2 separate regions of the Homo sapiens genome follow, and region 1 is linked to region 2. A link is a loop called in an ENCODE intact Hi-C map of the cell type or tissue named here. Cell type or tissue: PC-3. All regions are shown on one strand.

Region 1 (2,500 bases), 300 kb after region 2:
ATCACAGGGTTTTCCTAAAAGTTAAATAGAATAATGTGTGCAAAAGGTGTGGTATCTTAAAACTCAATAACTGATAGCTATGTATTTTTTTATTCTTTTAAGAAGCAGAGCCACTCAGCAATTTAGCTCTAAAGCAGACCCGTCCTTAGATAGGAACCTGAATATGAGTGGGAGGAAGGCACAGGGCTGGGCAAGCCAGAAGCTGGAAGAGGGGGACAGTCAGAGTGACTTCTGTAAAGCCAGAAGCATGGCTTATCTACCACCCTGCTGGGATATTTAAGAGAACCCCCTTTCTCAGGTTTGTTCTTCTCAAAATAAACGGGGGCATGGTTGGTGATTCATCATTCACAAGGAACCCCACCCTACCAAAAGCCAGTCTCCTCATGTAATAGCTACAGAAGGCTGGAAGTTTTCACTACCCAGGCCAATGACACCCTCACTATCCAACCCTCCTCATTCATTTCTAGTTTTATTCAAGATTAGCTCCCTCTCACTTACAAAACAAAAAAGGTTCTTATCCTAAGAAAATTATGCTTTTATAGGATTCTTGGGATTTGACATAGGTACTTTGTGAAGTTGTCTGTTTTGAATTATTTGTATTGTCTTTTTTCTCTTATTTTTTTTTTTGCGGGGGGCAAGAGGGGACTGTTTTTGACATTGTTTTTCCTGCTCTATCCTCTAGGTAAGGCTCCTTTTGAAAATGTCAGCCTGCTTGAGCCCTGCTCAGGAGACATGAGGAAAGGTGTTCTCCATGATTGATCTGTATATTCCCAGTTTCCAAGTGTGGCAGTAACAGTGAGAATAAAAGGACAGAAATCTCAAAAGGATAAAAAAATTAGCAGGCACTGGTGAAGGGCCACTCTTACAGCCGTTGCTTTCCATCATGACTTGACCTCAAACAGCTCTTTTTGTCTCTTGGGCTTTACGGAGATCATGTGTTTGGGATTTTTCCCCCTTTTGGGGGCTAATAGGAGTGAGACCAGAGAACTGTGGCAAAAGCCTCAGGGTTGGCTGTTGTCACAGTCTTCTCATTTTCTTCTTAACAGGACAAACAGGCTATATCACCTCTCTATGCAGGTATGAAAGCTTCTGAATTCTTCCACTGCACTTGCTTAAGAACAGATCTCCAACATTCTCTAACAACAGCTGTCAGCTCTCAGTGTCCATGAATGATTATTTGGCCTCTGCACTTTGAAGGTATCACCTTCACTGCCCATCACTTCCATCTAGTCACCTCTCATTACCCCATTGGCTTGCTGCTTTATCATCCCTATGGTTCTAGAAAAATGTGACAATGAGCCACCTAGGTGAAAATCCAATGAGAGAGAGGAGGATGAAATGATGGGGGACAATGATTCTGTTCACATTGGGACCCAAGAATTCTCCCCTCCCTTGTGGAAGAGAAAGCAAGCAAGCCAGCCTGTCGTGTTGCCAAGGTATTTTTTATTCCCCAACAATCTCATTGCTGCCTCCTAGTGAAAGTTTTAGAATTGAAAAGAGACTATTTTCTGGGGAGAATTGAAGGGGGAAAAGAGGAAACTCAATTTACACAGGCCCACAACTTTTTCTGAGGGAGTGTCACTCAGTTTCCGACTAGATACATTTGCGATCACATATATCACTGTGGCCGCAAGGGAAATACAGACCCACACGAATTCTACCGATCAAATCTATACTGTTCTTTAGGTGTTTACAATCAAGAGTTGACAAAATAAAGCTCATCAAACTTACAATTCTCTTTCAATTTATTTTCCTTCACTATTCACTCACACAGACTATTCCATTTCCTATATGCTGGGATTTTTTTAATCTTTAGGACAAAACTGAGCAAGAATAAAAATATACCTCTATCAATTCAAACACAAGATATGAGGAAATTAAAAGCAAATTTACATTTTGGTACATATGAATGAAAATGGCTTGAAAATTTACTTTGTTAAAAGCTCAACCAGATTCAGGCAAGAGGTGTGAAGGCTGGTTAATAACAGCAATGCCACATTGCCTTTCTTTAATGAATGGCCGATTATGAGGGCTCTTTCTTTGGTTGTGAAGGGTTAGGCCAAGAATATTGATCCCCTAGAAGCCAAGAACTAAAACCAAATCTTTCCTATTTTGAAATGTGGGAAGTTTCATTTGGTGAATAGACAAGCACACAAATAGTCATTTTCTTCTTATGACACCTTTGTTTCCCACAGTTCAACATTCTTGGACTTGAGAGTGTTCAAATTTGGCTCATTTAATATCACTAGACAGACAATATTGTAAATGTATACTGGAAAAAACTATAGCCAAGGAACCTTACATATATTATTCCTATAAGACATTGCACATGTAAGCATACATTTCAATCATATATACAAACATTTCTAATGTAATAATTTATTGCAGTAGATTTTTACACTTAAATTTGAATAGTATAAAATCACTTAACTCACTAATATAAAACACATTTTCACAATCCTTCTCCCTTTTTATGTGTCAAAATAATTTTCACGATTAA
Region 2 (2,500 bases):
GTTTTAGTGGGGCTAATTTCTCTGTACAGTAGATTCATCCCTGTTCTTAAATTGTGCCTCAGTGAGGGATATGATTTGCTTCACATGAAGAAGTAGACACAGAAGTGCATTGTTTCAGGGAGGAGACTTTAAAATTTTGAAACATTCTTTTTATGCTTACCTTTTTTTTTTCTAGGTATACTTCAAAAGAAATTATCCACATATTGGTCACACTGACCACATGGTTACAAACACTTCCAATGGACAGCCCTCGACCTTAACTATTTTCGAGACAGCACTGTGAATCCAACCAAAATGTCAAGTCCGTTCCGAAGGCATTTTCCACTAGTTTTTGGACTATGTAAACCACATTGTACTTTTTTTTACTTTGGCAACAAATATTTATACATACAAGATGCTAGTTCATTTGAATATTTCTCCCAACTTATCCAAGGATCTCCAGCTCTAACAAAATGGTTTATTTTTATTTAAATGTCAATAGTTGTTTTTTAAAATCCAAATCAGAGGTGCAGGCCACCAGTTAAATGCCGTCTATCAGGTTTTGTGCCTTAAGAGACTACAGAGTCAAAGCTCATTTTTAAAGGAGTAGGACAAAGTTGTCACAGGTTTTTGTTGTTGTTTTTATTGCCCCCAAAATTACATGTTAATTTCCATTTATATCAGGGATTCTATTTACTTGAAGACTGTGAAGTTGCCATTTTGTCTCATTGTTTTCTTTGACATAACTAGGATCCATTATTTCCCCTGAAGGCTTCTTGTTAGAAAATAGTACAGTTACAACCAATAGGAACAACAAAAAGAAAAAGTTTGTGACATTGTAGTAGGGAGTGTGTACCCCTTACTCCCCATCAAAAAAAAAAATGGATACATGGTTAAAGGATAGAAGGGCAATATTTTATCATATGTTCTAAAAGAGAAGGAAGAGAAAATACTACTTTCTCAAAATGGAAGCCCTTAAAGGTGCTTTGATACTGAAGGACACAAATGTGACCGTCCATCCTCCTTTAGAGTTGCATGACTTGGACACGGTAACTGTTGCAGTTTTAGACTCAGCATTGTGACACTTCCCAAGAAGGCCAAACCTCTAACCGACATTCCTGAAATACGTGGCATTATTCTTTTTTGGATTTCTCATTTATGGAAGGCTAACCCTCTGTTGACTGTAAGCCTTTTGGTTTGGGCTGTATTGAAATCCTTTCTAAATTGCATGAATAGGCTCTGCTAACGTGATGAGACAAACTGAAAATTATTGCAAGCATTGACTATAATTATGCAGTACGTTCTCAGGATGCATCCAGGGGTTCATTTTCATGAGCCTGTCCAGGTTAGTTTACTCCTGACCACTAATAGCATTGTCATTTGGGCTTTCTGTTGAATGAATCAACAAACCACAATACTTCCTGGGACCTTTTGTACTTTATTTGAACTATGAGTCTTTAATTTTTCCTGATGATGGTGGCTGTAATATGTTGAGTTCAGTTTACTAAAGGTTTTACTATTATGGTTTGAAGTGGAGTCTCATGACCTCTCAGAATAAGGTGTCACCTCCCTGAAATTGCATATATGTATATAGACATGCACACGTGTGCATTTGTTTGTATACATATATTTGTCCTTCGTATAGCAAGTTTTTTGCTCATCAGCAGAGAGCAACAGATGTTTTATTGAGTGAAGCCTTAAAAAGCACACACCACACACAGCTAACTGCCAAAATACATTGACCGTAGTAGCTGTTCAACTCCTAGTACTTAGAAATACACGTATGGTTAATGTTCAGTCCAACAAACCACACACAGTAAATGTTTATTAATAGTCATGGTTCGTATTTTAGGTGACTGAAATTGCATCAGTGATCATAATGAGGTTTGTTAAAACGATAGCTATATTCAAAATGTCTATATGTTTATTTGGACTTTTGAGGTTAAAGACAGTCATATAAACGTCCTGTTTCTGTTTTAATGTTATCATAGAATTTTTTAATGAAACTAAATTCAATTGAAATAAATGATAGTTTTCATCTCCATTCAGAGATCTGTATTTCTGTGCTTCAAGGGATTCCTGACTCATGTTCTTGCTGATGAATGCCAGTGAGTTTTCCTGAGATCGAAAAATACAGTATCAAAGGATACCTTCTATCATCAACCGGTTCTCTTGGCAAATTAGGTGTACCAAGTATTCTAACGGGTAGATTTCAGTGGGTTTCAGACAGTTTGAAGCAGTTGCTATTTAAGCAAGTCCATTTGCACCATTCTAGGAAGAAAGAGTATTAGCTTATGCCTCAGGCTTGAGCAGTATTAAATGGTTGAGGTTTTTGCTTTTGGTTTTGGTTTTTAAGGTGACTTTGTCCAAAACTAACAAGAAACATCTACCGCTGTTACGCTGAAATCACTATTAAATAATGATTCTCAAAGTGTGGTCCCTGGACCAGCAGCATACCGCATCACCTGGGAACTCGTTAGAAATGCACCTTTTTGTGCCTCACCGCAGATCTACTGAATCA

Evidence for each region. Peaks named below come from ENCODE experiments on the same cell type or tissue, not always from the same donor. Only the 100,000 strongest peaks of a DNase experiment are listed, where the experiment ranks them.
Region 1: it touches region 2 in a loop (3.0-fold over the local background); 1 of 110 quality-filtered maps calls a loop at or near these places.

The regions. Positions count from the first base shown.
Region 1 is chr13:94,715,173-94,717,672 of GRCh38, reverse strand. It overlaps SOX21-AS1 (SOX21 antisense RNA 1), which reads right to left. Exons shown (of 2, transcript NR_046514.1): 2 at 1,728-2,500. Among named protein-coding and RNA genes, the nearest start is that of SOX21-AS1, 3.7 kb to the right of the region's middle. In PC-3, a CTCF peak has its summit at 1,456 (motif pointing left); no DNase peak of the experiment used is centred here; H3K4me3 peaks cover 888 bases.
Region 2 is chr13:95,019,358-95,021,857 of GRCh38, reverse strand. ABCC4 (ATP binding cassette subfamily C member 4 (PEL blood group)) reads left to right here. Exons shown (of 31, transcript NM_005845.5): 31 at 176-2,023. The coding sequence ends at 283. Among named protein-coding and RNA genes, the nearest start is that of LINC00557, 61 kb to the right of the region's middle. In PC-3, no CTCF peak of the experiment used is centred here; a DNase peak (open chromatin) is centred at 1,347; H3K4me3 peaks cover 829 bases; H3K27ac peaks cover 2,500 bases.